Regions from separate parts of the Mus musculus genome. Here regions 2, 3 and 4 are each linked to region 1. The links are chromatin loops, found by intact Hi-C in ENCODE. Cell type or tissue: heart. All regions are shown on one strand. Region 1 overlaps Nrf1 (nuclear respiratory factor 1). Region 2 overlaps Ahcyl2 (S-adenosylhomocysteine hydrolase-like 2). Region 3 overlaps Strip2 (striatin interacting protein 2). Region 4 overlaps Tspan33 (tetraspanin 33).

Region 1 (8,000 bases):
AAGGTGTGTGTCACCACTGACCGACTTTAGACATTCTTTTGAAAAAATTATAAACTTATAATACAAGTTTCGTTTTGGGGGTTTTGTTTGTTTACTTTTATGTATGTGGATGTTTGACTGTCTGAATGTCTGTGAGCTGTGCATACCTGGTGCCCCCAGAGGCCAAAAAATGGCTCAGATCTCCCAGAACTGGATTCACAGATGGTGGTGAGCTGGAAACCAAACTTGGGTCTTCCACAAGAACAGCAAGTGCTCTTAACTGCTGAGCCATCTTTTTGGCCCCTACTGTGCCTTCTTTGCAGTGGATATGCTCAGCTTTTTTCCTGTTTGCTTTTCGATGAAGATGCTTTGTGCAGCTCAGTCTGGCCTCAGTTTTGCTTCATAGCAACCTGCCATCATGTCTCAAGTGCTGGGATTTCAGGTTTGTGCCACTAAGCTAGGACTAACTAAAAGTTTTAGAATGATACAAAACATGTTAAGAGTGTGAGGAATTTTCTTACTTTGTATCAAATGCAAAAAGTACAAGATATGTACAAAGGACTGTGGCTTAGTTCCCGCTTTTTAGTAGCTCACAGCCACCTGTAACTAGCTCCAGAGATCTGAGTCTCCTGGCCTCCCAGGGAACCAGGAAACACGCACACAAAGTAAGAAAACTTAAAAAAAAAAAAAAGACAATATAGGCCAGCTGTAGCTCAAAACAGCACATTAGGAAACTAGAAAAGACTGGGGAGGTGGCTGGCTCAGTAAGTAAGAGAGCACTTGCTGCTCTTTCTTTCAGAGGACCCAGCTTCTTTTCCTAGCACCCACATACATGGTAGCTCACAACCATTTGTAACTTCAGTTCCATGGATCTGATGCCCTCCTCTGCCCTTTGCAGGTGTCAGGTACTCGTGTGGTGTACATACATAGACACAGGCCAAATGCCCAGGCACAAAGACTGAGTGTAAATATTAGAAAAACAAGGACACACAGCAGACCGGCAAAGGTGTTCTCAGTAGTGATTTAAGATGCTTTTAATTTTTTATTTTGTTTCCTCTTGGGGTGTGTCAGAGAACATGTGTTATTTCTATAAGAAGATATTGTTTAAAATAAAAATAGAAAGTGAGAGTTGAGGGTCACAGTTTTTCTCAGAATATGCACTCTAAAGTGATATTATAATGTCTTACAAGAACTCATATTTGTTGAATGAATGAATGAATGAATGAATAAGGGATTGAATTGCAGATTCCAGATGAATGAATGGCATTGGCATTTATAATATCTCTAACTCTAATCTATAACTCCCATGGTTTTTTTGTGTGGCTTATGTACTTGTTCATGTATATTTGCACATGCTCGTAGGTACACATGCATTTGCATACGCGTGTACACACTTGTGTAGGTGTGCACACACGCCTGTGGGTGTGGTCCCAAAGTTGACTTTGGGTGCCTTCCTGCATTGCTCCCCTTACTTTTTGAGATAGGGAATCTTATTAAACATGGATCTCATCCATCGGGGAAGGCTGACTGGCCAGAGAGCTTCAGGGATTCCCAACTCCAGAGCTCCACTCCTCTAAGACCCTATCCTTGTCCCCAGGACTGGGATCATAGTCACAGGTGCTGCCTGCCACGCCCACTTGTATGTGGGTGGGTGGGTTTCAGTTCCTACAGCAAGCAGTGTACTAATTGAGCTAACCTCCTAATTTTATGCAGAAAAGAACTCATTGGCTCAGTTATCTCAATTTAGATCTCACATTTGTTTTTGTTTTTGTTTTTCTGGTTGTGTGTATGTGTGTGTTGTGTGTTTTTAATGTTTTTATTATTATTATTATTTATTTATTATATGTAAGTACACTGTAGCTGTCTTCAGACACTCCAGAAGAGGGAGTCAGATCTCCAGATGGTTGTGAGCGACCATGTGGTTGCTGGGATTTGAACTCCGGACCTTTGGAAGAGCAGTCGGGGGCTCTTACCCACCGAGCCATCTCACCAGCCCCCAGTTATCTCAATTTAAAGTCATGACAGTATCATTGAGCCTATACCTACAACCCAGCACAGGGGTGTGGAGTCAGCAAGGTCTGGTGCTCAAGGTTAGCTACTGAGTACAAGGCCAGCTTGTTTTATGTAGTGACACTCCCCAAAGAGGTTGCTGTGGTAGCTCATGCCTTTCTTTAATCCCAGCACCCAAGAGACAGAGAGGCAGGTGGATTTCTGTGTGTTCGAGGCAGGCCTGGTCTGCATAGTGAGTTCCAGGACAGCCAGAGCTACATAGTGAGACTGTGTCTCAAAAAAACAAACAAACAAAAACGACAACAACAAAAAAACTAACAAAACAACAAAGAACCAATGAGGGAGAGAGAGAGAGAGAGAGAGAGAGAGAAGAAAATTCATGCATTGAACTGTTTTTCAGAAATTAGGAAACAGCTTTCCGTGAGTGTTGATTGTATGGTGACAGATCCAGCAGAATTAAGGGAGGCCTGCCCCAGAAGCAGCCAGGCCACAATGCTATTTCACAGTGTACGGGGTCTGAATAAAAGTGGCCTTTGTGCTGGTCTCAGACTGAGGGGCGGTGCTTGTGGCCATTTATGTTATTTCTCCTTAATGGAAATTGAGGCAGCCTTTAATCCTGCTATCACATGACAGCTATTTATTTGATTTTTGGTAATTTGGGAGCAGCTGCAGACAAACAATTATTCTACAAAAAGAGCCAAGCAGCTGTATTCAGACCCAGTCACCAAGTGGTTGGTTAATCACACCAAACTTCCCCTCTACAGCCTTCCCAAAACAGGTATAGCTTTAGCCACTCGCCTGCCTTTTAAGCATTTATGTGTTTGAAATGTATTTTCTTTTCCTTCTTTCCCTACTTCCCTCCCTCCCTCCCTCCCTCCCTCCCTCCCTCCCTCCCTCCCTTCTTCCCTTCCTCCCTTCCTCCCTACCCCTGCCTCTCTTGAGACAGGGTCTTACTATGTATCCTTGACTGGCCTGGAACTTACCGTGCTTGCCGACCAAGCTGGAAGAGCCAGAGTAGCTAGCTGTGTTGGACTCAGTCACCAAGTGATTGCTCATACTTCCCTTCCATAGCCTTCTAAACAAGGCATAGAAAGCTTTGGCGACCCATGTTTATTTCCCTTTCTATCTTTTTCTTGAAGCAGGGTCTTACTATGTAGCTCTAGCTGGTTGGAACTCATAGAGATCTACATGCCTTTGCCTCCTGAGGGCTGGTATTAAAGGCCTGTGCTACGCACTGTACTTGACAAAAAATACATCTTCCTAATTCTTTTTATCATTGTCACCTATTTCATTGGGGGTTCTGTGCCAGATACTGGCTGTAAGCGGTGCTGCAGTACTGAGAGTAGAAGAGTGCTTCCCCTCTGACAGGTGGGTGAGCATTAGCCACATTTTTGTGTAGTAAGTTGCTTAAAGAATCTGGTGTGAAAGATTGAACACAGAGGGCTGTGTTGGCTTTGGTTACAAACTCCCTCAGTGTCTGCTGTCTGGGTGTTCATTGTCACCTCTGTCCCATGCCATGTGCTTTCTCAAGCTGTAGCACTTTTCTGTCATTCTGGAGCCTAAAGACTGTGTCCTTCACACTGCCTGACAGCCCTGTCCTCACGGCGTTGCTTTACTTAGCCCTTGACGGTTCTTGCTAGAATGCGACTGTTCCTTTTTAAAAAATGGCACTGCCTACTTTCTTATTGACTCAGCCTTTCAGTAGGTACTTTAATAAAAGTTGTTATAGGGCCTAGAGAAATGAAACAGTTTAGCAGTAGGAGAATTCCAGAGGACTAGATTTTGGTTTCCGGTACCCACAACAGATGCCTCACTTGGAACTGTAGTTTCAGGGGTTGGTTCTGACACCACCCCTGTGACCTCTGTGGGCACCAGCATACACATGCATATTCATGTGTACACATACACATGATTTTAAAACTATTATAATCTAGAGGTTTAAGCCTTTGTGTGGTATGTAAGATCTTTATAGGAAATAAAGGCTTTTGATTTTGTATCCTTACCCCCGTCCCCAGGCATCTCCCTTCCTGGGGCATCAAGTCTACAGAATTAGGTCATCCTCTCTCACTGAGGCCAGACATATGTGCTGGGGGACCCTGGACCAGCCCATGAGACAATGATATAGTGGTCTATAATTAGAAGCAAGTCGGGCTGGTGAGATGGCTCAGTGGGTAAGAGCACCCGACTGCTCTTCCGAAGGTCCGGAGTTCAGGTCCCAGCAACCACATGGTGGCTCACAACCATCCGTAACGAGATCTGACTCCCTCTTCTGGAGTGTCTGAAGACAGCTACAGTGTACTTACATATAATAATAAATAAAAAATCTTTAAAAAAAAAAAAGAAGCAAGTCCTTTCAAAATAAAAATAGAATGTAGACTGCCCCATTCATTATAGAAGCTAAAAACCACATTAACATAAACATTATTAAAGTTAAATTGACTTGAAACCTTTAATCCTTAAGTCACAATAGTCACATTTCAATATGGTCAATGGCTTCAGGTATGTAGTGGCTGTTAACCTTGTACATGACAGGTCAAAAATGTCACTGCTGAAAGTTCTGTTAGTTGGCAAAGTCTAGAGCCTACAAAAGAGTAGGCATGTCTTTAAAGCATTTGGTGAAGTGGATTAGCCTAACTGGTCGTTATTTAAAGATTTAAATGTGTTTATTTACTTTCTGTGTAGAAATGGTTTTGCCTGCACATATGAATGTGTGCTATGTGCGTGCCTATTGGATCCCCTGAAACTGGGGTGAGCTACTAGGAATCTAACCTGAGTCCTCTGCACGGCACCAAATGCTCTTCACCAGTGAGCCATCTCTCTAGCCCTAACTATTCTTTTCTGTGGAGGTGTGTTCTAGTTGAACATTTTAAGGACTTGGCCTTCCCTGTGTATTCTCCACACTTCACTTTTTCCTTTGGTTGTGGCACCATCTAGTGCTTACACTTTGAAGCAATGCAGTCTTGGAATGTTCTGATTTTCATTTGGTTACAGTCAAAGAGCCCTAAAACAATTTTGCAAGTCTCTTTCCTTCCTTCCCACCATCCCCACCCCCACTTCTTCCTCTCGTGCTTTCCCTCCCTGTCTGTATATTTTACCATTCTCCAAAGGACCCAAGATTTAAAAACAGCAACTGAAGACTTGCTTTTTGATATAGGTCTCTGTATGTGTGGTCAAAACTCTTAAAGTGATCTGTAAGCATTATTTCTTCTTTAAAAGGAAAGAAGTATAGTATAACTTGAGGCAGCTTTATACCTGCAGTTATGTGTGAACTTGTGAATCATTGCATGCACACCCCATTGGTGAGTATGAGCAACTCATTTGGGCTTCACGACAATTCTATCTGTTCTCCACCTATATATGATGAAACTAGAGCAAAGACACCAAATGAAACTTGTGTAATATGTTAGTAAGTGCCAGAGCCACTACTGTGGCTTCAGAGTGTACTCATAGCCACCATATTGGAGCAGTGAGGCTCTGTGTTGAAGTGGCTATGAGGTGGATAGAGAGAAGACTGTCCAGATCTTGGGGCCCGTGTCTAAGAAGCAGTAGTCGTAGTCATTGTCGTTGTTGTTGTCCTAGTAGTACCAGCACTAGTAATAATAGAACTATGAGTACTGACCACCCAGGAGAATGTGGTCACTACCTGTCAGTGATTTTCAGTATAGGATAGGTAGGCATGGCAGCCCTCACCCCATGGTTTTGTTTCTTATGGTTTCAGTTACCCCTGGTCTAAAGCACTAAAGGGAAAATTACAGGAGTAAGTGATCTGCATGGAACTTGTGACTTACATAATGACCTGAGCAGAGTGAATGTTGACTGCAGCCCTCCTTGCCATCTCCCCAGATGCACCAGTCATCCTTTGCCTGCGTGCTGTGTAGGCTGACTTCTTATTGGTCACTTGCTAACCTTAAATCCCACACTTACTCCTGTAATTTTCCCTTTAGTACTTTATACCACACTGACTCCCTGTGAGTAAGTTCCACTATTCCATTCCTGTCTGCTCCTTTTCTAATAATTATATGGTAATATTAATCCATCTCATCTGCAGCTTTCTTCATCTTGAAGGTTGGGCTGCATTGCTCCTGCCTACTTTCTCGCCTCTCCCCCTCGCTTGCTGCTTTGTCAGCTCTGTATTCACCTCTATGTTCTGTTTGGTAGCATTAGGGTTTGGGTGCTATGGTGCTGATTGGTTTTGTTTGCTTTGGTTTGGTTTTGATTTTTTGACACAGTTTCTCTGTAACCCTGGCTGTCCTGGAACTCACTCTGTAAACCAGGTTGGCCTCAAATGCACAGATCTGCCTGCCTTTCTTTGCCTCTCTAGTCCTGGAACTAAAAGCATGTGCCACTGCCACCTGACTTCATTAGTTCTTCTAATTATAAAAATTATATTTATATTTTTTATGTGTGCACATGCCATGGTGTAAATATCAGAAGACAACTTGCAGGAGCCCTCTGAATTCAGGTTGTCAGGCTTGGTGGCAAATACCTTTTACCCACCGAGCATCTTATCTATCTATCTATCTATCTATCTATCTATCTATCTATCTATCTATCTATGATTGTATAATTTAGGTCTGGAAGATTTCATTGACTTTTGAGCATGAGTTCTAACTTAGTGAAGAATTTTAGGTTCCAGATGTATCTAGGAGTGTAACTTGAGCCTCTTTTCCCTGTGGGCACCGCTTGGACTGATTTTTAGACCATTCTTGCTGATTACCCTTTTTCTTTTGAAATGATAATGCTATTGATTAGACTAATGCTCTCTTTTATACTTTGTTATGCTTTGATTAGATTTCCTGGCCTGATCTTCTTTCTCCTTGATTTTTAAATACTCTTCACTTAATCTCATCCATTATGTGTGGATTAGACTGAATTTAAGCCCCTTGATGGGCTCCTCCAAATTCCAGCAGCTCCCTAGGTACTTCATAGAGGTCATGTCAGCAGGGTGCTGGAAACTAAGACAGTCCTGCTGTGTTCTCTGCCACTGCTCCCTGGTTCTGCAGGGGAAAAGCAGACACTCGCAACCTCTTACAGTTTGGTAATAGAGAGTTTCTTTCATTCATTCATTCACTCATTCATATTTTTGAGGTAATGTCTCATTTTATATACACCAGTGATTCTCAACCTTCCTAATGCTTCAACCCTTAGTAGAGTTCCTTATGTTGTGATTCTCAATCATAAAATGCTACTTCATAACTAATTTAGTTACTATTATGAATCGTAAATATCTGATATGAAGGTGGTCTTAGGTGACCCTATGAAACAGTCATTTGACGCCCAAAGGGGTCACAATCTCAGAACCGCTGATACAGATCAAGCTGGCCTTCAACTATGCAGCCCAGGCTGGTCTGGATCTTTATCCCTTAGCCTGCCTGCCAGTGCAGAGGTTGCTGTTACTGCTGCCATGTCCTCATTTTTTTAAAGTTAGTGTCTGTGCATGAGCATGTGCATGTGAATGTGGGTGGGTGCCTGAAGAAACCAGAAGCTTAAGATACCCTGGAGCTGGATTTATAGATGCTTGTGAGTACTGGGAACCAAACCCTGTCCTCTGGTGGAGCAGTACTCTTAACCATAGATCTATTTATTTCTCCACTCCCCAGGAATAATAATTTTTAAATCAAGTTTTGGGTAGTTTGCTGAACACCACTGTCGTAGTGGGATAGACCATTTTGCTTTTCTGGTTCAGAAAACATGAGCTGGCACTCCCTCTTCCTCCCCCCCCCTTCTCCATTTTGTACACTATCACAAAGTTTTAAGTGTGTTGGCGTTCTCACTTTATGTCTTAAGACGGTGTTTCCTGCTCAGATTAATATAACATGTCGTGTCATAGCACAAAGTTCTCAGATAGAGTCAGAAGCCTCAAACAGGTGTCTCGATGTGAAGAAATGGAGGAGGCACAGTGAACAGTGCATGTGAGACTGGGAAGTGAGCTAGGAAAGGCAGATGCCAGCGTGTAGGCTTGCATCATAATTAACATTACAATTATGTGTTGGGAACTGTGTTCTAGACTT
Region 2 (8,000 bases), 250 kb before region 1:
ATCAACTTGATAGGATCAGCTAGAACAGTGGTTTGCAACCTTCCTTATGCTTCAATCCTTTAATATATCCTCATCTTGTAGTGACCCCCAACCATAAAATTACTGTTGTTGTTAACTTCATAACTGTAATTCTGCTATTGTTGTGAATTGGAATGTAAATATCTGATATGCAAGACATCTGATATGTAACTCCTATAAAGGGTCATTCAACTCCCAAAGAGGTCACAACTCACAGGTTGAAAATCATTGACCTAGAAGGTATGTCTGTGGTGGTTCATCTAAATTATCTAAGCCCCTGGGTATGCGTGTAAGGGATTACTTAGGTTAGGTTAACTAAGATGGGAAGATTTACCTTAACTCTGAGTAGGTGGCACATAGGCTGTGAAATGCACAATAGTTTCTGCTGCTCTCTGCTTCCTGAAAGAGTGTGACCAGCTGCCTCAAGTTCCTGCTACCCTGACTTTCCTATACCATAAAGCCTATACCTCTGGACTTTCCTATACCATAAAGCCTATACCCCTGGACTTTCCTATACCATAAAGACTATACCCCTGAACTTTCCTATACCATAAAGACTATACCCTGAACTTTCCTATACCATAAAGCCTATACCCTGAACTTTCCTATACCATAAAGCCTATACCCCTGGACTTTCCTATACCATAAAGCCTATACCCCTGGACTTTCCTATACCATAAAGCCTATACCCCTGAACTTTCCTATACCATAAAGACTATACCCCTGGACTTTCCTATACCATAAAGCCTATACCCCTGAACTTTCCTATACCATAAAGCCTATACCCCTGAACTTTCCTATACCATAAAGACTATACCCTGAACTTTCCTATACCATAAAGACTATACCCTGAACTTTCCTATACCATAAAGCCTATACCCCTGAACTTTCCTATACCATAAAGACTATACCCCTGAACTTTCCTATACCATAAAGACTATACCCCTGGACTTTCCTATACCATAAAGACTATACCCTGAACTTTCCTATACCATAAAGACTATACCCTGAACTTTCCTATACAATAAAGAGTATACCCTGAACTTTCCTATACCATAAAGACTATACCCCTGGACTTTCCTATACCATAAAGACTATACCCCTGAACTGTGAACGCAAGTAAATCCACCCTTCCTTAAGTTGCTTTTGTTGAGTATTTTATTTCAGCAATAAGAGAAATAACTGCTAAAAAGGTGAAGGCGGGAAGATTGCTGTAAGTTTGAAGCATGCTTGGGACACCTAGTGAACCCCAGGCTAGCTTGGGCTAGAGTGTGGATACTCTGTAGGTTGGAGCAGTAGTTTTGTTGTAGGAGTGAGATAGAAATGAAGACTTGAGTATATTCAAGTCATGGATAGCCATGAAAATGGCTGTTTGTCCTCAAAGCTTTCTTACAGGATCCTTACGGATTTCTAGGGTGAAAGCAGCACACAGTTATCCTGTGAAATTTATTTTGGGTAAGGTAGTGTAAATAAAAAGAAATATAAAATCTCTTATGATTTTGGAAGTCTCCCAATAGATTCTTCAAGTAACAGATACTAGCATAAAGGAGCATGGCCTGTAAGTCACAAGGCAGTAATTCCAGCTGTCAGAGCTTCATGTAAGAGCACCATGCTCTTAGGCAGCACAAGAGAAAGAAGGTGGAAAGTAAGTAGGACACAGAAAGGCATTTTTATTTCCCACTGAGGAAATTGTGTGCAAAAGTCTGGAGACAAGAGAAACTGAGCAGTGTCTGCAGTCCTAGCTAGTACCATTACTACCCACCAGCTGGATGCAGACTGCCAGAGATTAAAGTTGTCTTAGATTCCTGTGCTCTGTTCAATTTACTCAAAGGTAATGTCAAAAGAAATGGAGCATGTAGGGCTAGAGATGTAGCACAGTAGTAGAGCACTTGCCTATTACACGCAGAGCTCCAGGCTGAGCCCCAGCACTGCTCCCTGCTCCCCTCAAAAAAGCAGAACACGTTTTTGCAGCTGTACTTTTTTTTTTTTTGGTTTTTTGAGACAGGGTTTTTCTGTAGCCCTGGATGTCCTAGAACTCACTCTGTAGACCAGGCTGGCCTCGAACTCAGAAATCCACCTGCCTCTGCCTCCCAAGTGCTGGGATTAAAGGCGTGCGCCAACTTCCCGGCTTTTTTTTTTTTTTTTTAATGAAAATAAATACACTTTTAGGAGAAGAAAGTGCAGCACTGACTCCTGTCTGAAACCCAAGTGACTGGAATAATAGATTTAAAAACGAGAAACCAAAGATGAGGCAGTTTGAAGATTAGTGAGGAGACAGATTGGTTCCTTCAGAATAGGAATGAGCACAAGGGTGCGAGCCTATAATCTCAGCATGGGGAAACTCAGGGCAGGACTGTCAGAGTTTGAGTGTGGCTTCGGTTACCAAGTGAGAGCCTGCCTCTAAAATAAATAAACATGTTATAGAGACGGGAAGGGTTGGTGAGAATACCAACATGAAAACAAACTTAATGACTTAAGAATAAGGCTCCTGAGAGGAGAGAGATGATATGATCCACTGGACGTTTATGATATACCATAGGAATGATGATACTAAAGGGGCTAGAGCCTGCCTGAGCCCATTGTGCAGAAAGCAGACATTTGGAGCATCCTCCTTCGCAGGGAGACCTTAGGGTATAATTCAGAGGATTAAAATGTAGAGAAACATTGATAATTAAATTTATTGTATCCTTCTTTCTGTGGGTTTGAGAGTGTTACAGTGTGTCTGTGTGCCCCGAGGGACCTAACAAAGGTTAGTTAATTATAATCAACTGTTAGAACACACTGCTCTGTGCAAAGGACTATTCACGTGATACCTATGTTTGTTGTTCATGTGGAAGCATACACTTACTATTTGACTTCTTAAGAATGACCTTCAATTTTAAAGGCTATTTATTATATATATTTAAAATATATAGCTCTATAAATTGTCTCTTTCCCTACTCACCCTCGCTCCAACAGTAATCTTTGTTGATCTCTGTATATATATTATACATTGTATATTACATTGTATACATGTATATTATTAGTTATATTTTCACAATTTATAGAGACTACATATTTTAAAACCACTTCATTTACAATTTTTCTTAATTGTCTAAAATCTTGTTACTGTTCCTTTGAACTCTGGCTTCATTTCTTTTGTATAGGAATGTATCCAAATGTTTTGTCTTTATAACTGGTTTTCTGTTTTGCTCTATTTACATTGGATTAAAACACAACAATTCCCCCCCCCCCCTTTTTTTTTTCCTGAGATAGGGTTTAGCAGTGAGTCCTAGCTTGCCTATAACTCACCGTGTAGCCTGGCTGTCCCTAACTTGGGCTCTTGCTCCTGTAGTATCTCAGCCAAGGACTGGGAGAGTCATCACAGCCAGCAGCCCCGGCCAGCCTCACCTCTTCTCTGTTCTCTGCCCTTCTACTCAGATTCCTCCTTCTGTCCTACTCCCCTCCCTCCCTTCCTCCTTTGTTGCAAGTAGTCTAAACTAGACTTGAATTTGCTAAGTAGCAAGGATGACCTTGACCTTCTGATCTTCCTGCCTTCCCATCCTGAGTAGATTCCACTCTCACAGCGCTACAGGTCATCAAGCCCAGAGCACTGTGCGCAGTAGGCAAGCACTCTATCAATTGAGCTCATTTAGCCCTGCTTCATTTATTACCATCATCATCATCATCGTTGTTGTCTTTATTGTGTTTGTGTTCAGTGTGCATGTAGAGATAGGACAACAACATGTGTGAAGTCTGTTCTCTCCTTGTATTTTAAGTATTTTCTAGGAATTGAATGAAGGTTGTCACACTTGACCATCTCTGTCTGCGTGGCTTTTAATGAAAAGTTTTTGTATTAGAAGAGTTGAAAAAAATGACAAGAGAGCCAGAGACGGGATCAGGATTTCATGGAAATATCAGTCATATTATTGATGTATTAAGTGTTTGTTTTCTTTCTTAATTGGCAGGTTCCTACTATTTCCTGCCACCAGAGGGCACAAAGGTATTGATTGAGTTTAGTGCTCTGTTCATAGTGAATTCCGACTGACTTTCATATTGTTTTCTTTTTTGGCCTGTATCATATAATAAAATCTTCATTCAGGGATAACTTTGTATTTGAGCATATATATCATTAAGAAATTTTGACATTGAAGGCTGTACTGTACCAAATTATAAAGAAGAAAAGGAAGGTGATGACTTGGAGAAATGTCAGAGGAGTGTGCAGTTTCTAAGCTCATTCTCATGCCATACTTGGCACTAAGCCTAGGGGAACAGGCTGGGCAGGTATGTCAGTGTCCCAAAAAGAGAGTGCAGGAGTAGACCCACTGCTGTACAATGAATTGTGTTTCACAAAGGAGTCAGAGTTATTCGATGGGAAAATGATATTATTCTCAGCAAAACAATTAGATATATCCACTTTGGAGGAAAGGTGATCTTTGACTGCTTTGACTGTTATCTCATTTCATAGGAATTAGCCAAAAAAATAGATTATAGATTACATGGGAAAAGCAAAGAAAAAAAATCTTGATAACCTTGGTGTAGATGAGAATTTCTTAGTGCATATAGAAACAAACAAACAAACAAAAAACTGCGAAAGTGTCTGGGGCAATGGCTCAGTAGGTAAAGTGGTTGGAGGAGTTTGGATTCCTAGAACCCACAAGGTGGGGAGGTGGGGGAGAGTTCTCTGAAGCTCATAGTACAGCCACCTGAAGTACACAGTGGAAAACAACAGACCTCCACATGTGTGGCATGCACCTGCACTTAGACACACACACACATGTTTTTGCAATGTCGTCTCAGCAGTATAGCCCAAGCTAGTCAAGAACTCCTGATCTTTCTTCCTTAGGCTCCCAAGTGCCGCAATTAGACACTTTGGAAATTCTATATACTAATCCATTTTGACTACCACAGCTCTTTTCCCTGTGGATTTCAAACAGGTTCTGAGATGGTAGAGAAATCTTAGACTGTAACCATGCGTGTGTAAAACTGGGATGAACAAGTTGGTTATTCTGTGGCTGATGAATCCCTTCATTTCTAATTGCATGCAGATTTTTTAAAGATTAAAAAAAAACAAAATTTCTGGAAATGTGTGCTACAAATGCTTGTCACACATGATCCAGTGGATAAAAGGACCACCAAGCCTGAATATCTGAGATCAACCCCTGGAATCCACATGGGGAAAGGAGAGAACTGCTGCAAGTTGTCTCTGCCCTCCGTCCACGCCCTGGCAAGCATGTCCTTCCACAGATACATATACACACATCATGGCAGGAGTATGCCTCTTCTTCCATAGACACACAAACAAGGCAAGACTGGCTGGATATATATAGTACATAGTACAAACAAAATAGTGTGTGTCTCATTATGTAGCCATGGCTGTCCTGGAGCTCACTATGGTAGACCAAGCTGGCCTTGAACTCACAGTGACCTACATGCCCCTGCCATCTAAGTGCTAAGATTAAAGGTGTGTGCCACCACACCTGATCAAAAATTCTCTTAAAAAAGAATGTTATAGCATTATATCATAGTAACAGATTGTAAAAGATGTGAACAACTGAAGTGTCTATTGCTTGGTGACTGGTTAAGTAAATATTGGCTATTTCTATAAAATGGAGAAACATGCAGATGTTAAAGACAGAGACTCTCTATAGCTACTGAGAGTAGAGCTATATGGTAAGACATTGCCATTTTGTAGGAAAAGAAACACCAGACCTGTCCACACAAAAATCTCTTATGCAAAGAAGTCTCTAAAAAGGCATACACAAACAGGACTTCCCTCCAGAGAGAAGAGTCAGATGCAGAAGGAAAGGGTTAGACACAGGTTGACTATTGCTGTCATCAGATTTCTAAGGCAGATCCCTTGACTCCTACACAGGGATGACTAGGTAGCTCAGTGCTTAAGAACACTGCTGCTCTTCTGGAGGGCCCAGCCCCATGTCAGGCAGATCACCGTCTAATTCCAGCTCTGTGATCTACTGCCTCTTGCCTTCTCAGACATCTGTACTCACATGCACATATCATGTGCACACACACACCTACACATAGTTAAAGGTAATCCGTCTTCAAAGGTTACAACAGATTAACTTAAGCTGCTATGCTGTTTTCTTCCACTGAGAGTGTTCTGCCATAGGTTGTTGGTTGCTTTTCCCTATAGGCAGGAAAAGACTGTGATTCCATTGTGCTCCATGTACCTTTTATCTTGAGGTTCCAGGTATTTTCTGATTATCTCGTGTTCATGACAGGTAACATAATCTATGGGCCTCAGTTTCTTATCTGTAAAATGAAGTGAAAAGGATGAACTTTGGGCTTTTTCCATTTCTACAATTAGAGCTGTGGTTATAAACCAAGAAAAACCTTTATGCTTAGAATAACCATTAGGCAAAGACCTAAGTCTGAACCAAGGAATGAAATTGCAGATTTTGTGTGTAGATATGTGAGAGCACTTGCCAACCAGCCAACTCTGTGCTGAATAGACATGAGTTCTTTTTATGCTGGGAAAGAAGTCAGGTTACTGATGACAGGGCTGTACAAGATGCTCCAGGTGGCTCTTCCGAGGCAGAGGTAACGTGCCATCAAACAAACAAACAAAGCCTTTTGCTCTGCTCTGTTTTGTGAAAGGAGGAAATTAGATCTAACCCTGTGAGTGATATTCTACACAACTCAGACTTGCTTTAGTACCTTTTTGTTTATCTTAAGTTTGAATTATGACCTACTTTACTTTCCTCAACCCAGTTTCTCAGAATCTAATCTCTAGCATTTTTACCTATTTTTATCTATTGCTTCAAAATGCAGTAGAGGATGGGATTCTTGGCAGCAGGGAGTTCAGGGTTTAAAAGGAGTCCACATGTTCAGCCAACATCTGAGGCTAGGCCATGTCAGATAACGAGTACAAAGGTGCCTGAATTTGGGTCTCAAATTAGCTGTGATCTTGAGTTAATCACTTGACATGCCTACTTGTTTCCTATACTGGCTAGTTTTGTGTGTCAACTTGACACAGCTGGAGTTATCACAGAAAAAGAAGCTTCAGTTGGGGAAATGCCTCCACGAGATCCAGCTGCAAGGCATTTTCTCAATTAGTGATCAAGGGGGGAGGTCTCCTTGTGGGTGGTGCCATCTCTGGGCTGGTAGTCTTGGTTCTATAAGAGAGCAGGCTGAGCAAGCCAGGGGAAGCAAGCCAGTAAAGAACATTCCTCCATGGATTCTGCATCAGCTTCTGTTTTTGACCTGCTTGTTCCAGTCCTGACTTCCTTTGGTGTGGAAGTGTAAGCCGAATGAATAAACCCTTTCCTCCCTAACTTGCTTCTTGGTCATGATGTTTGTGCAGGAATAGAAACCCTGACTAAGACAAATTGGTACCAGGAGTGGGGTATTCCTGTGACAACTTGACCATGTTTTGGGGAGGACTGTGAAAGGACTTTGGAACTTTGGGCCAGAAGATCCAGTCTGTGTTAAGAGCTCTGTCGGATGTTGTGTAGGAGCTTGGAAGATAATGTTGAGAACACTGCAGAAGATGGAAGCCTGGCTTGTGAAATTTCAAGAGGGAAGATTAAAGACTCTTTTCAGGGCCATTGCTAATTTGATTGTGAAGATTCTGTGGTTCTGGTTAGCTGGGGCTAAAGAGTAGCTGTGATTAACAAGATACCAGAACTACTAAAGCAAAAACTTTGCATTACTGGGACTATTGATGCTGGTTAGCTGGAGCTAAGAAATTAGTGAGCTTCCAGTTCAGTGACCCTGTCTCAGGTCAGTCATGTGGAGTGCTATAGAGGAAGGTGGTCTGCCTCCTGCTGTGGCCTTTACAGTCACAAGTTCAGTGAGAGACACCATCTCAAGGGAATGAGGTGGAAAGCAATAGAGTAGATGTCCTAATTTCTACTTTGTCTTCTGCATTTCCATGCATGGATGCAAGCACCTGCATATACCAAGTGGGGAGGGATACCACATGGGGGTGGGGGGGCAGGGGATGGAGGAAGGGAACCGAGAAAGGACAGAAAGAACAGAAC
Region 3 (8,000 bases), 120 kb before region 1:
GCACTTGCCACAAACAAGTCTGACAATCTGAATTTGATCCCTGGATCCCATGAGGTAGAGCCAGCTCAACCCATATAGTTTACAGTCCCCCAGAATGACAACAAACTTCTTGCAATTACAAACATCGCTTACACGAGCACAAAGATTACAGCAGTAAACATAGCATCTCTGTTTCTAAGTGATAATGTGCTTGAGTCAAATTCCTGTGTTTCTGTATTGCCTTTCTAACCAATACTTGCTCTAGATAAAGAGTCTTGTAGGGCCAGGCAATGGGAGTGTACCCCTTCAATACTAGCACTCAGGAGACAGAGGCAGGTGGATCCTGAGTTCAAGGCCAGCCTGGTCTACAGAGCAAGTTCCAGGACAGCCAGGGTTACACAGAGAAACCCTGCCTCAACCCCTACCCCCACCCCCAAAACTCTCGCAGGCTTGTCAGTTGAGTGTTTTATTTGTTTTCTGTTTATTCATTTGTCTTGTTTGGTTGGGATTCAGGCACACAGTCCTGCAAGTGCCCTGTTACTGAGCTCCATGCTCAGCCTAAGTTTTCGGGTGAAGGATGGTATGCCCTCAGAAATGAGATTTAGCGTGTAAAGGGCAGGAGTAAAGAGGCAGTGTTTCCTGCTGGATATTCACCCGAGCTGACCGACAGAGACATGCAGTCTTCTAGGGGAATGGAAGTCGCTTGGGTTTTGAGATGATGATATTCATTATTTCAGGAAGCCGGAGACAATAGCCAGTTCTGCTGGAGGAACCTCTTTTCCTGCATCAACCTCCTGAGGCTGCTCAATAAGCTGACCAAATGGAAGCATTCCAGGACCATGGTAAGAGGGCTTTAGATCACAGAAACGTCCACTCAACTGAATTGTGTGCATTGTTAGCATATGTACGTTGCCTATTGGAAAGCTCTGTGGTTAACTGGTGTATTTAACTGCACTTCTGCACTTCCTAACTCTGGGCGCTTATTCCAAGATGAGTACCCACCAATCTGTTTCTTTCCAGGGAGCTAAATACAGATACTCTTAAGGCGGCTCTAACAAGGGATGCCAACCACATTTGATTATACTTACACATCCCCAAAACGAAGCAAGCCTAATATTCATTGCAATGTTGCTTGTAACAATGAGTCTGGAAAGAACCTAAGTGTTCATCAACAAGGACCAACTGCTTAAGTAAATTAGGATGTACCCTTACAGTAAACTATGATAAAACCACTTGAAAGAATAAGGCATTTCTCTGCTGGTGTGGAATAATTTTCAAATTATATAATTAAATTAAACGAGGCCTTTAATCCCAGCACTGGGTAAGAAGAGGCAAGGAAGAGCTCTGTGACTTCAAGGCTAGCCTGGTCTATAGAGAGAGATCCTGTGAGATGTGGGGATTAGGGAGATGGCTCAGTTGTTAAGAGCATATGCTGTTCTTGCAGAGAACCCAAGTTTGGTTCCTAGCACTGCCATGAGGCAGTTCACGTCTGCCTGTAACTTCAGCTGCAGGGAGAGCCAATGCCTCTTGTCACTAACATACTCATATTCTTGTGTGTGCACACATGAACACACACACAAATTAAAAAAAATTTTAAGCAAGATATTGAACAGTGTGGTTGGCTATTGTGTTAAAATATAAAAATAATATATATGTGATATATCTATAAACAAAAATTTTCTCTAGGGCCAGCGGAATGGCTCAGCTGGCAAAAGTGCTTGCCATGCGTGCCTGGTGACCCCATAGTGGGAGGAGAAAGCTAGAAGCTGTCCACTGACTTCTATATGAGTACTATGAAGTGTTTGCACACACGTGTAAAACACGTACATGTATACATGTGACAAAATTTAACTAAATAGTTTTAAATCTTAAGAAAACAACAAAAAGACCAGGTGGTGATGGCCCGTGCCTTTAATCCCAGCACTCAGGAGTTTGAAGCCAGCCTGGCAACAGAGCAAGGTTTAGGACAGCCAAGACTACACAGAGAAACCCCGTCTCAAAAAAAAGAAATTATCTCCAATGATACACAAGAAACTAGTAATAGTGGAAATGGTATATATGTCAGATAATCTTTGTTTTTAATTATATATTATAATTTTTAAATTTTTTAGATTTATCCATTTTATTTGTGTTTTGCCTTCATGTATATATGTGTACCACTCTGTACTTGGTACCCACAGAGGTCAGAAGAAGGCATTGGATCCTATGGAAATGGAGTTACGGATGGTTGTGAACTATGATGAGGATGCTGGGAATAGAACCCAGGTCCTCTAGAAGAGCAACAAGTGTTCTTAGATGCTAAGCAGTCTTTCTAGTGTGAATATTATAAACTTTACATGAATTAGTTCTTGGTTTTGTTGTATATCACAAAACTGGCTTTGAACTCATGATTAGCCTCTGAATATTGTGATTGCAGGCATGTGCCATTGTGTGTAGCTTAATGTGTGTGTGTGTGTGTGTGTGTGTGTGTGTGTGTGTGTGTGTGTGTGTTAGACAGTGTTTCACTCACCCCAGGCTATCCTCAAACTCCTTATACAGGTCTTCTGTATTGTTGAAGACTAACTCTTGCGTAGAGTATTTAAAGTTCATGGACTTAAGTTATTGGCAGACAAAATAGGTATCTCATTTACAGTCACTCAGTAATATGCTATTGGTATTTAGAAATCTGGACATAAAAATTGAATTTTATGTTTCATTCAATTCAAGATACTTGGGTCTCTTAGGATAGCCAGGCTTGTTTATATGGTCTGAGTTGGAAATCCTAAGAAACTTCACATGATGATGGACTATTTGTTACCCCGTCCCTGTTTCATTGGGCAGATGTTAGTGGTGTTTAAGTCAGCTCCAATCTTAAAGCGAGCTCTCAAAGTCAAACAGGCCATGCTACAACTTTATGTCCTGAAGCTACTAAAGATACAGACCAAGTACCTTGGGCGCCAGTGGAGAAAAAGCAACATGAAGACCATGTCAGCCATTTACCAGAAAGTGCGCCACCGCATGAATGATGACTGGGCTTATGGGAATGGTGAGTATTCCCAAAGTAGATGGTAGGGGTTCTTAGTGAACGTGGAGCTCCTTAATTGGCTAGGCTGACTGGCCACTGAGCTCCCGGGATTCTCCTGTCTCTGCTCCTGCAGCACCGTGGTTATAAATGCATACTGCTGCACCTGGCTTTTATGTAGGTCTCATGATCCGAAGTTAGGTCCCTTTGCCATCTCCTGAGCCCCTAAATATGATATAAACTTTATGATGTGGTAAAATGTTTGCCTCCTTATAGTTTTTGTTTTAGCTTTGTTGTTTTGTTTTATTTGAGACATAGTCTCGCTATGTAGCCCTGGCTGTCCTAGAACTTGCTATATAGACTAGGCTGACCTCAGACTCAGGAGATCTGCCTGCATCTGCCCTCCAAATGCTAAGACTGAAGGCATGCACCACCATGCCCGGCTGAGTTGGTCCAGACTGACTCTTCATGTTCTGCTTCCATCTCCTCTTTTCACCCACTATGGAAAGCTCAATAAGAGGAATTTAATTGCTCTTAACAATTATAATAAATTACGGGGCTGGCGAGATGGCTCAGTGGTTAAGAGCACCGACTGCTCTTCTGAAGGTCCCGAGTTCAAATCCCAGCAACCACATGGTGGCTCACAACCATCCGTAACGAAATCTGATGCCCTCTTCTGGAGTATCTGAGGACAGCTACAGTGTACTTACATATAATAAATAAATAAATCTTTAAAAAAATAAATAAATAAATAAATAAATAAATTACTAGAAAGAAATAAGCAAGAGATTACAATACTAAGCCCTCTTATCTCCTTTCTCAGCAGTTTCTAATCTGCCAAAGATCGTTTCTGTATATGTTAGTTTATATGTGAGCATATGAATACTTTAAAAACCTGTAGGCATGCTATGTGTCTACTTTATATATAGCTCTTAAAAGAACATTTTGAGCAGTTTCACTGTTAGGAACCCATAGACCATGCTCTGCGGAGGGGAGTAACATCCTGAGTTGTATGTATCTTTTTCTTCCTCTCTTCCTATGTCAGACATCGATGCCAGACCATGGGACTTCCAAGCAGAAGAATGTACCCTGAGGGCCAACATTGAGGCTTTTAACAGCCGCCGATATGATAAGCCTCAGGACTCAGAATTCTCACCTGTGGATAACTGCTTGCAGAGCGTGCTGGGGCAGAGGCTAGATCTGCCTGAAGATTTCCATTATTCCTATGAGCTCTGGCTGGAGAGAGAGGTGTTCTCACAGCCCATCTGCTGGGAGGAGCTGCTCCAGAATCACTGAGCTCTTGTCAGCAACGCAGCGGACGGAGGTTGGCTCCAGTAATGTGCTTTGCCTGTCCTGCCCACTCAGCCTTCATACTGAACTCTAGGAATGTGTGTCAAGGGCAGTTCCAGCCCAGCATCCAGCACAGACAGACACCCAGCATAGTTCAGGGCTATTCTGGATACCAATAGACTCAAAGGTGGTTGCAAGACTGGGGTCCTGAGTCAAAGCAAATGGATCAACTTGCCCTAGGCTCAGCTAGGTGCCTAGTTGGCCTTCAAATCTCCCGATGGATCAGACCTGGACAGACTCTTGGAAACCTGCTTTAATCTTGCCTAGAACCCTGCTCACTTTTGTCAGCCACAATAGTGAAAGGAAGTTTGTCATGGCATTTGACCCACGACATTCATCTCCAGCAGGGGGATAGGGACAGGCCATAAAATAAGCCTTGTCTTCTTGCCCACTCAAAATGCCTGGGACGTATCATTTAGCAAAACCAACTTTAGACTGTATTTCACACTTCAAATGTTGATGCTCATCTCTTCATAAAATCATCATTGGTTCTAAGATGGTTTGAGAGCACTGCATCTTTATAAAGGATGACTGTTTCCAAAACACTGCATGTTCCAGAACAGCATACTGTGTAGGGTTTTTTTTTTCCTTAAGAGCTCTGTGTTCAATGTAAAAAATTATTTCATGTGTATTTTCTATAGCACATTGAATGCTTCATCATTTGAAAAGAACCACAATTAATATAATATGGCCTTCTCTAGGAATAGCTTAGACTTTTTACAAAGTACTTCAGTTTTTTCCTATGAATGCCAGCTTTATTACTCATGTACCATCTACAGACGTAAAACCCAACAGCCCCCTGCCCCAAGAAGGAAGTTGAAAAAACATTAACGAAAAGAGCCTATGCCAGGGAGTCCGGAATCCTGTGACATGCCATCTCTGCGTCGGTACCCAGAAGAGAGTGGAAGACTCATGAAGGCTTCCAAAGATTCGGGGAGTCCAGAGTCATTTTGAGAGGACTCTGGGGTTCTGCCTGGTAGTCCCTCCTGATGTACAGTGGCGACAGCACAGTTTCCAATTCTTGCGGGCCTTAGACAACCGCTTGAGCTTCATCTCACGCCTTTTCCTGAAGAACCAAATCCTGGTGTCTCCTTTTGTCAGTTTGAGTGCGTCAGCCTAGGCTTCCAGAGTCTCCTCTTTGGTGGCAGTCTTTCTCAAAGTGCTTTCTTAGCTCCTGGAACTGCTCATAGGTGAACCCAGAGGATTCATCTCAGCAGGACAAACTTGGAGTTGTCGCTGAGAATCCCGGTTACTTCTGTCTTGGCTGCAGCTCACTTGAGTTCTGTCCTTCAGTTTGAGGCTCTACTATAGGATTTTCCACTCTTTCATGTTTTTAAACAGCTGAGTGCACTGCAGAAAATTACTGTCTAATATAAGCCCAGATCTTCACCTGAGTGGCCATGGGAGCCAGGCAGATCCGGCTTTGCAGCCCTGGCTAGGCCAGACCTTACTGTACAGCCAGGCTGGCCTTGAACTTGGAGTGATCCTCCTTCCTCTGTCTGCTGAGTGTCACAGGCCTGGGCCACCACCTCCAACAAGTTCATTTTAAATGATTATAGGAGGTTTTATTTACTGAAATTTGTCCATGTTAGCTGATTTTTTTAATGAGAAGCAATAGCACCAGTTTAATTTTCTCTCCCATGGTTATTGTTTTTTACCCTTTCTCTCTCTCTCTCTTTTTTTTAACTGCTAGCAGTTTCAATGTGGTTTGTACTGGAAGTATCATATATTTCACGGAGGAGTCTTTATTCCTCCTACATAGAAAAATCACATTTTTATCTTCTGCTTTTCAATTTTAGTCTTTGAACCTTTTCATTTTAAAGGTCTCCTCACTGCCCAGGCACTAATGAATCTTTTTATGATAGCACAAGGACACTTTATTCCTAGAGAGCTGGTCCAGACTGGCTCATTTACTCTTCCCTTTGTCAAGCACAGTCTCATTTTAGGTCACTATAGAGACCAACATTATCCAAGGGAGCTATCAGTACCTCTGTGCTTCGGGTAGCAGGGTTTCCTACTGTGGAAAATGGCAGAGAATGTGAAGTACGTAACAGATGAAGTATCTTAAAATAATTTGCAAATTGTATCAAAGCATGACAGCAATCCTCATTTCAAACAGCTTACTGAATGTAGCATCAGGCAACTTTATTCATCTAGGGTCAGGCTACTATGATTTTAATTTCTGAGTAAAAGATAATTTTCCAGGAAACAGAGTTATTACCAATCTACTTTAAAGTTATATTCAATTCTGTAAAGAAAAAATTAGTTGCCTTTTAAAAAAAACACATAAATGCTTTCTGAGGCACAGAAGTATACTAAGCTTTAATATGTTGTATTTTATTATTTATAACTCTTGAGAATATTAATTCTCAATGCAGATGGAAAAACTATTACACCTTGCAAGAAAAAGAATGATTAACTTAAATCACATTTTCCCCACAACTTGCTGTGGCTAACTTTCTGGTATCCACAGCGAGCCCTATGTCTAAGATAACTGGGTTAGATCTCCCAGTTTGAGAGATAGCATATGTGGTTAGGAATAGCTTCAGATTAACCAGCATTTAATGGTGATTACAGTTTCCACATAGAAGCATGCCATTTGTATGATTTATAATATAAGGACTTTCTTTGTGAATATTTCCATGAAGTTTATGTTGATTGATAATATTGTTCATCTCACTGAACACTTTAATAAAAAGAAAAACCTGGACTTAAGAAATCTGGTCTTTAGTTCTTTAATGTAAGATAACCTTAAAGTCGTGTTAAATAGAAAAGGATACAGGATAAATATAGAACTCCAAACCTGAATGATGTAACAAATGTTTATTTCGTCATCATGGGTCTGGAGCCAGCTACTTGGCTCACCTTAGATTCTGGATTGGCTTTTCTCTGAAATTATTCTTATTCTGGCATAAGGCTGAATGGATGTTCCTAGCACATACTGTTTAATTCTGAAAAGGCAAAAGCAGGAAGCAAACCATACTGTGTAAGTACATTTCAGAGCTCCTGCTGTTGACTGATGCCATGCAATCAGCTCACATGGACAAGCCTAGCTCTCAGCCAGAAGAGCATACTCTACCCAGAGACTGACAGGTACGGGGTAGTGTAATGCCTTTATGGTCATGCTAATGAATATCTGTTCCTATTCTACACAAAATACACACAGTTCCTCCCCAGGGAAGGCTTCAAATCTTATCCAATGAAGTCTTAAAGTCCAGGATCTCATCAAGTCTAGTCTAGGGCAGTATCTCTCTCTCTCTCTCTCTCTCTCTCTATATATATATATATATATATATATATATATATATATACACACACACACATACAGGGTTCCCAGGCTGACCTTAACATAGATGCAGAATCTGTTGACCCTGAGACTTCTGAATTAAAAGTGATCATTTCAAATGTGGATATACGCCAGAACATCCTTTTGGGGGTTTTGTTTGTTTTCTTCTGGTTTTCAAGACAGGGTTTCTCACTGTGTAGACCAGGCTGGCCTCAAACTTAGAGATCTGCCTGCCTCTGCCTCCTGAGTGCTGGGATGAAGGGCCTGCGCCACCACCACTTGACACCAGGGCATCTTTGTACATATTAAACATATACAAAGTTTTGTCAATGGTATCTTAACAAGACTGTATTTGTTTTGTTGTGTTTTTGAGGCAGGGTCTCA
Region 4 (8,000 bases), 370 kb before region 1:
TAATAATATTTGGACCCAAGTCAGAGGAAGGGCCAGACCTGGGTGGGGGTGAGGAGAGCATGTTGGATCTGAGTCAGAGGATGGATCTGAGAAGTGGCCAGGAGAAAGCACTATGGACTCACACACTTGATCTTAGCCAAAAGGCCAAGAAACCATAGCACTATGGATTCACAAAGAAGCATTCCAAAGACTTATTTTTAACCCAGGCCTGGCATTAACTACATACTTGTCTTTTGCTAAATAGTAAAGAATGTTCAGAAATAACTCCCAAATGGAAAAATGTCTTCCTCACAGAGGGCTAGTTTAATCTCATTACCTGACCTAGGGCCCAGCTCCCTTCTCTCACTGAAGACCTCCCAGGTGGCTCTTTCCTGCAGAGTGTTGTCTCACAGGATGTGGGATCTAGCTGCTATACCCTTCCCTCCTGAGCTGGTCAAGCCCCTGCTGCTGAGACCTCTCCGCCAGAGCCTGGCCTAATCTATTGCCATGGTGACAGTGAGCTGCTGCTTAGCACCAGCCTGGAAACTGGGCTGGAAGCTGAGCGGAGAGCTGGGGCTACCAGGCACTCTTGGGAGCCTTGGAAAGAAAGACCCCTCTGGGGGCCCCTGGGAACCTCTCATGGGCTTTGCTCTTACAGGGAGGAGCCATGAAATTTGTAAGGCTTAAATTGTCTTCTTCCATATTGGAATCAGAGTTTATAAAGATTCCTTTCTATGGTAGAGCCAGTAAGCACACTCCTGCCTTTCACATTGGTGTGTACTTTTATCCTTGGCTTCCAATGGAGTTAGCTAGAGTCTGCGTCTGCCAGGAAGACCTGCCTGCCTTTTGATGTAGGTGAGTTAGAATTCAGAATTGAACACATCCTATATAGTCCTGTTGGTGATGGTATATAGTATTCAGTGTCAGAAATTTAGGTGATTTCCAAGCATTATTTTATTCAACTCTCACAACATTTTTTTTTCCGGACTGACGATATGGCTTAGTGGGTAAAGGTGTCTGTAGCCAAGGCTGACACTCAGCCCGAGTGTGATCCTGGGACACAGAGCAGAAGGAGAAAATCAGCGCCCGCAGCTGTGCTCTTCCTTCACGTGTGTGCTGCAGCAGGAGCTCACACATAGACAGATGTCAAAAATGGAAACGAACTTGTTTTTATTTATATGCATGTGAGCATTTTGCCTGCATGTGTGTAAGTGCCCTCAGAGGCCAGAGGTAACCGACTGGAGTTGCAGGTGGTTGTGAGCTGGCGTGTGGGTGCTAGGACCTTAAGCCAGGCTCTCTGCAAACACAAGTGCTCTTAATTGCTGAAACTTGTCTCCAGCCCCTAAAACATTTTTTAAGACATAAGAAACATAAGTTTAGTCAGGCAATGATAGCTCACACCTTAAATCCCAACACTTGGGAGATAGAGGCAGGCAGATCTCTGAGTTCGAGGACAGCCAGGGCTACTCAGAGAAACCCTGTCTTGAAAAACCAATAAGGAAAGGGGAGAGGAGGGAGAAAGAGAAAAAAGAAAAATAAAGTTATGATCATATTTTAGATAGTTTTGGCTGGAGAAATGGCTCAGTGGTTAAGAATGTTTACTGCTGTAACTCAGGACCTGCCTGGAGTTTAGATTCCAGCTCCCACACAAAACATTTCACGAACACCTTCATCTCTAACACCAGATCCAAGGATCTCTGTGCCCTCTTCTGGCTTCAGTGGGCACCTGCACAGACACGTGAAAACAGTCACATGTGAAAAAAAAATTGGTTTTGAGGCAGGCTCTTGCACTGTAACACAGGCTGGCCTTGAATCTTGTCTCCCATCTCAGCCTCATAAATGCTGAAATTAAATGCCATAAGTCATCACACCTGTCCCTTGTCCTTAATGCCGTCTTCACATGCAGAAATCAATGGCAACGGCTGTCCCAAATGGAGTTCAGTATTTGAATCTCTCAGAAGGCCATGCTTTGTTTTAATTGTGTCTCTGTGTGTGTGTGTGTGTGTGTACGTGTGCGTGTGCGTGTGTGTGTGTGTGTGTAAGTTTTGGTGTTTGTGATTGAACCCAAAGCCTTGTGCTGTAGCCCTGAGTTATACCTCCAGACCTGTCTGGAAGCCTGTTTTTAATCACTGTTTGTTCTATACTAAACTTGTACTGTCTTGATTCCTCCATCTGTGAAATGCGGACACTATCTGTCTCACAAGATGATTGTGTTATAGAGAATGAAGGAGAAAGTGCTGGGGAGTGGAAGCACCCTTAGCGGTGTTGGGTAGGGGATAGCTGCACCTGTGCCTGGAAACCTGGCCTCTCCTGACTCCTCTCCTGTTCCCACAGGTAATCTCCATGGTCATGGTGGCCGTGGGTGTCTATGCCAGGCTAATGAAGCACGCAGGTGGGTTATAGGTCTCCCTCTGCCTCTCCTCACCCTTGCTGCACCTCTGGCCTGCTCCAGCGCTGGTCCTGGGCTGAGGTCAGAGGAGCAGCCCCCTGAACCCAGTCTTACTGGGCCACTTCAGATTGGCAGTTCCCGTGGGTTTTCCTGAGCCCCCACCCCCTCCCAAGATCTGTCTGATCTAAGCCCTGGAGCGAAGCTAGGTCTGTAGAAGCAGAGAGCAGTCAAGGACTTGCCCCCCCCCCGCCCCCAGTGTGTCCTGAAGTAACTCAACCTTAATTCCCCTGCAGAGCATCTAGGAATTCGCCCAGCCAGTGAGCCCAGTGCCGCTCTAAGTCATCTCTGGAGCAAAAGCGGCTGCTCCACTCGTGATGCTGGAATGAAGGCTTTCCCTAGTTCTTCAAGTTACATGCCAGGACTCCTCCAGCACACTCTTGTTCTTTCCTGTGAGGAGGTCTTTCCCATAATCTCCACCAGACAAGGAGGTTCCCCCCAGAACAGGAAGAAAGTTTGGGTACACCCTCATCCTTTCCTGGGAGCCCCCTCAGTGGGCAGCAGACTCCGGCTGAGGGTCAGCCTCTCTCCCAGAAGCAGCCTTGGCTTGTCTGGCGGTGGACCCTGCTATCCTGCTGATCGTGGTGGGCGTCCTCATGTTCCTGCTCACCTTCTGCGGCTGTATCGGATCCCTTCGGGAGAACATCTGCCTTCTGCAGACGGTGAGTGGTCAGGCCGTGCAGAAAAGCCTTGCTTGCTCGTCTTCCTTGTGCTTCCTGCTCCCCTCTGCCATCCTATAGAGGTCCATTCTGTCCCCTCTGTCGCATCCTACCCTGTGCTGTCCGCCCCTCGATGCAGAGTTCTGCTCTGGGTGGCAGCGTAGGGTGGCCACCTCCATAGCATTGTCCTAGAGGCAGGAATCTTTGTTGTATTGGGGGTGTGGAGAAGAGTCTAGCTGCCTCTCATTGGCCCTGGAAAGGGCTGCTTCCCAGAGCAGTGACGCTGTTCCTTGTCTTGCCATAGTTCTCCCTCTGCCTCACCATCGTGTTCCTGCTGCAGCTGGCTGCTGGCATCCTGGGCTTCGTCTTCTCAGACAAGGTAACACTGGGAGCCTGGAGGCCTCTGGGTACCAGAGGGAGGAAGGGGAAGTTCCTACTGATTAATTAACCACAGCACATTTTCCCCTGGGAAGCATCAGCCTTTGAAAGGTTCCCCCTAGGGATGGATAAATGGCCTTTAACATCAATCTATTTAAAGAGAATTTCATGACTATAAGGTGTTTTCCTTTGACAACCTGATGCCATGGTGGGGGGTGGGGTGGGGTGAAGGGGGGAATCAATAAACATGAGGAACATTAAAATAACCTACATACTTAAATGGTAAACAACTAAGTAGCACCCAGGGATCAAAACCACAGACAACTTGAAGAGACTGTTACTCAAACCCTGTTTATTGAACTAGCTGTGGGAAGCAGAGGGAAGGCAGACCCTGTTCTGAACCATGCTTCCCGCATCTGGAGGTCGGCTGCCCGAGGCAACAGTCCTAATTAAGAACCAGCATTTCCTTTAATCCCAGCACTGGGAAACTGGAGGCAGAGTGATTTCCACTAGTTTGAGTCCAGCACTGTCTACCTTGTAAGTTCCAGTGTAGATGGGACTACTAGTAGTGAGAAATCTGTCTATTTTTTAAAAAGGAGGAAAAGTGTAGCAAGGTGTATTGGTGTATCCCTTTATTCCTAGCATTCAGGAGGCAAAGGCAGGTGGATCTCTGAGTTCCTGGACAGCCTGGTCTACAGAGTGCATTCCAGACCAACCTGAGCTACCTAATAAGACCCCACCTTGAAAACAAAACAACACCTCCCTCCCAAAAAAGGGGGGGGGGGGAGAAAAATGAATCAGAATTCCATTCTCAAGTTATAAATAGCTACCAGGAATAAAATACAAGACTATGAAATAATGTCACAGGAACAGAAGCCAGGTGTGGTGGCACACACCTTTGATCCCAGTGCTCTAGAGGCAATCCAGGCCAGCCTGATCTACATAGTGAGTTCTGACAGCTGGGGCTATATAGAGAAACCCTGTCTCAATAACAAACACACACAAAGCCCTAGGAAAAAGTAGTTGAGCAGAGATAGACCATGGTACAAGCAACTAGGAGCTGCTGAGCTGATTTGTAGTTGACAAGTCCTTCTGGCTTAATGAAGTAGATCTCAGTCTAAAGAGCAGATTTCTTGTGTCCACTAGAGGTCAGTGTCTCCACTTAGTGAGCCCCTTCCTGCTAAAACAAAACAAAATTCCCTCACTGCACCAGTCAACAAGTATTCTGGGTACTACTACGCAGAGGTAGATAGAGGTAGGTAGAGGTAGATAACACTGCATTGTTCTGAAGGACCGTTCTGAGAAGCTGTGATGTCAGGAGCACTGTTGCCCTGGTCCACTGGTACACCCAGGGCAGAGTGGATGGGCCTGAAGCAACCAACGTCTTCCCTTGCAAGATCTCCTTCAGATTAAAGATGAGCTGAGGGAATATGAATTGGTAGCTGCCCCAATTTTAATTTTAGTCTGTGATTCCCTGCCCCCCCCCCAAACTCTTGGGAGGCAGTTACTAATACCTTTTAGTGACATGGGCCTGACAGTGACAGGGCTTCTCAGTTTTTAGGCCTTGGGATGAATTTTGGTAGAGTGAGGCTCTCTAGTGAGTTAATGACCCACAGGGTGAGATAGGGCTATCCATTGTATAAAAAGGGAGGCGGGCATAGGAGCTGGTGGCAGGGCATAGATATGTATGGTGGAGACTGGAGCCGGGACAGTACGCAGGGACTTAGGGCTGTTTGGCTGCACCAGCTTTAGTGGCTGTTAGCATGCACCCAGAGAAGGGGGAGAACCTTACCAAGCCTGTGCTGATCCTCTGGAACCTGGCACGAGGGAGGGAAAGGCTACCCTGGGCCTCTGACCCTACAAAATGTGCTGTGACAGTAAACCATAGAGGTATCTGGAAAGGAGAGCAAAAGACACAACCAGTAGTGTTGGTGACTCTCCCAATGCTGTGATAAAGCACCATGGTCAAGGAAACTTAGAAGAGTCTCTTTGGGCTTACCGATCCAAAGGGGTAAGTCTGGCGTAGTGGGGAGACGTGGCAGCCACAACGGGTATGGTGGCAGATGTAGGATGCTGAGAACTCACGCCCTGAACAGGCAGGAAACAGAGTGTCTTGGGAATGGCATGTAGCTTTTAAACCTCAAAGCCCACACCTAGTGACATACTTCCTTCAACAAAGCCACACTACCTACACCTCCCCACCCAGTGCCACCAACTAGGCACTCAGACATCTGAGACAATGGGGGACATTTTTATTCAAACCACCGCAAATGCTGATCTGGGTTTGCTGTTATTTCTGAAGGGATTAATAATTATGAATTAATCCTGTGTCCTGATTGTGTCTGGCAGGCTCGGGGGAAAGTGAGCGAGATCATCAACAATGCTATCGTGCATTATCGAGATGACCTGGATCTGCAGAACCTCATCGACTTTGGCCAGAAGAAGGTAGCAGCCAAGTGTGGCGTGATCACCCAGTGCCCTGTGGGTAGGGGTAAAAATGTTACTGCAAGAAACGCCTCACTCTCCAGGCCAATGGACTTCTTTTACCTGATAAATAATGTATTCTAAGAAGGGCTTTGTGGGGGCAGGTACTGCTAAGGGCATAGAATGTTACATATAGCATTGCATATATACATAATATACATATACATATGTGTATATATACACAGATGTATATATTACAATATATACATATGATACATATATATAATATATATGCTTATATAAAGAAGAAGAAAGGAAAGATTATTAGTCTTACAGAAAGATTCTGGAAGAATTAAAAAAATTGTAAGGGATTACCTATAGGGGAATGAGGAACAGTCAAAATTTATTATATATCACATTAAAAATTGTGACCAAATATATGTAATCAAAAAATACTATTTTGTGCCAGGTGGTGGTGGCACACACCTTTAATCCTAGCACTCTGGAGACACAAGAGCAGGTGGGTCTCTGACTTCTAGGTCTATAGAGTGAATTCTGGGACAGCTGGGGCTACACAGTAAAATCCTGTCTCAAACAAACAGAAAACAAAAGCAAAGGCCATTTTGTTTTGTTTTGCTTGGTTTTGTAAAATCAGGAGTAGAACCCAGAGCTGTGAACACCATGGACAAATACTCTACAACACTGAGATATACCCATAACCCAGAATTTGCCATTTTATGTATTAAAAAGATTTACATTAAGTGGATGTATTGACACAACTTGTAATCCTTCTTAGTTGGGAGGCTAAGACAGAGTTCAGGGCCTACCTGGGTTATTCAGTCAGTTCAGGGACAGCCTGAGTAACTACTGAGACGCTGGGGTTATAGCTCAGAGATGAGCACCTGCCTCGTATGTTTGAGGCCCTAGGTTCAATCCCAGCATAGAAGGGGAAACATTGGGCTGGAGAGATCACTCAGTGGTTAAGAGTACTGACTGCTATTCTAGAGGTCCTGCAATTCCCAGCAACCACATAGTAGCTCACAACCATCTGTAATGGGATCTGATGCCTTCTTCTGGTATGTCTGAAGATAGTTACTCATATAAATAAAATAAATAAATCTTTAAAAAAGGAGGGGGTTGGCTGGTGAGATGGCTCAGCCGGTAAGAGTACCCGACTGCTCTTCTGAAGGTCCTGAGTTCAAATCCCAGCAAACCACATGGTGGCTCACAACCATCCGTAACGAGATCCGACTCCCTCTTCTGAAGACAGCTACAGTGTACTTACATATAATAAATAAATAAATCTTCTAAAAAAAAAAAAAAAGAGGGGGCAATCATACTGTATGTAGCCATAACCACCATCTGTTAGCGGAACTTTTCCATCTTTGCCTGTATGGTAGTGCACACTGTCCCTTCTATTTGAAAAGATGGAATTGGAAAGATTAGCAGTTCAAAGCTAGACTTGGCTTCATATTGAGTTTCAGGCCAGCTGGTTACAGGAACCCCCATCTCAACAACAAAACCAGGCAAAAATCTCTTCAGGACAGTGAAACAGCTCAGTGGGTGAACCTGCTTTTTAAATTGTTATATATAAGTACACTGCAGCTGTCCTCAGACACACCAGAAGAGGGCATCAGACCTCATTACGGATGGTTGTGAGCCACCATGTGGTTGCTGGGATTTGAACTCAGGACCTTTGGAAGAGCAATCAATGCTCTTAACCGCTGAGCCATCTCTCGAGCCTGAACGTGCTTTTTATAAAACCCGGACAGAGAGCCTGAGCTTGATTCCAGGAATCCACTGTGGAAGGGGGGAACTAACTCCCAAAAGTCGTCATCTGGCCTTTCCTTATACGCCATGGCACGTGTACACACAGGCGCACACACACACACACACACACACACACACACACACACACACACACACACACACACCTTTCCTTCTTTCCCTGCTGAACTGTGCCCATTAAACTCTTTCCATTTCCCTCTCGTGGAGGCCACCACCATTCAACCCCCTGTGAATATAACAGCCTGTGAATGGGATTATACCTATGTGTCCTGTCATGACTGACTACTCTTACTTGGCATGTTGTCAGGTGTCATCCATGCTGTATG

What was found. Hi-C counts contacts between places; a loop is a spot of excess contacts. Peaks named below come from ENCODE experiments on the same cell type or tissue, not always from the same donor. Only the 100,000 strongest peaks of a DNase experiment are listed, where the experiment ranks them.
Region 2: it touches region 1 in a loop (11-fold over the local background); 7 of 42 quality-filtered maps call a loop at or near these places.
Region 3: it touches region 1 in a loop (2.3-fold over the local background); 2 of 42 quality-filtered maps call a loop at or near these places.
Region 4: a loop joins it to region 1, with 5 times the contacts of the local background. A loop is called at or near these places in 2 of 42 quality-filtered maps.

Annotation. Positions count from the first base shown.
Region 1 is chr6:30,076,630-30,084,629 of GRCm38, forward strand. The region is part of intron 1 of Nrf1 (nuclear respiratory factor 1); the gene reads left to right. Among named protein-coding and RNA genes, the nearest start is that of Nrf1, 33 kb to the left of the region's middle. In heart, a CTCF peak has its summit at 4,923 (motif pointing left); no DNase peak of the experiment used is centred here; H3K27ac peaks cover 1,923 bases.
Region 2 is chr6:29,829,781-29,837,780 of GRCm38, forward strand. The region is part of intron 1 of Ahcyl2 (S-adenosylhomocysteine hydrolase-like 2); the gene reads left to right. Among named protein-coding and RNA genes, the nearest start is that of Ahcyl2, 65 kb to the left of the region's middle. In heart, a CTCF peak has its summit at 3,985 (motif pointing right); no DNase peak of the experiment used is centred here.
Region 3 is chr6:29,952,633-29,960,632 of GRCm38, forward strand. Strip2 (striatin interacting protein 2) reads left to right here. Exons shown (of 21, transcript NM_177204.3): 19 at 717-821; 20 at 2,800-3,004; 21 at 4,026-7,049. The coding sequence ends at 4,276. The region is part of intron 1 of Gm52897 (a long non-coding RNA gene); the gene reads right to left. Among named protein-coding and RNA genes, the nearest start is that of Gm31103, 7.8 kb to the right of the region's middle. In heart, no CTCF peak of the experiment used is centred here; no DNase peak of the experiment used is centred here.
Region 4 is chr6:29,707,628-29,715,627 of GRCm38, forward strand. Tspan33 (tetraspanin 33) reads left to right here. Exons shown (of 8, transcript NM_146173.3): 2 at 2,314-2,371; 3 at 2,960-3,087; 4 at 3,389-3,463; 5 at 5,812-5,907. Among named protein-coding and RNA genes, the nearest start is that of Tspan33, 17 kb to the left of the region's middle. In heart, a CTCF peak has its summit at 4,607 (motif pointing right); no DNase peak of the experiment used is centred here; H3K27ac peaks cover 251 bases; H3K27me3 peaks cover 1,182 bases.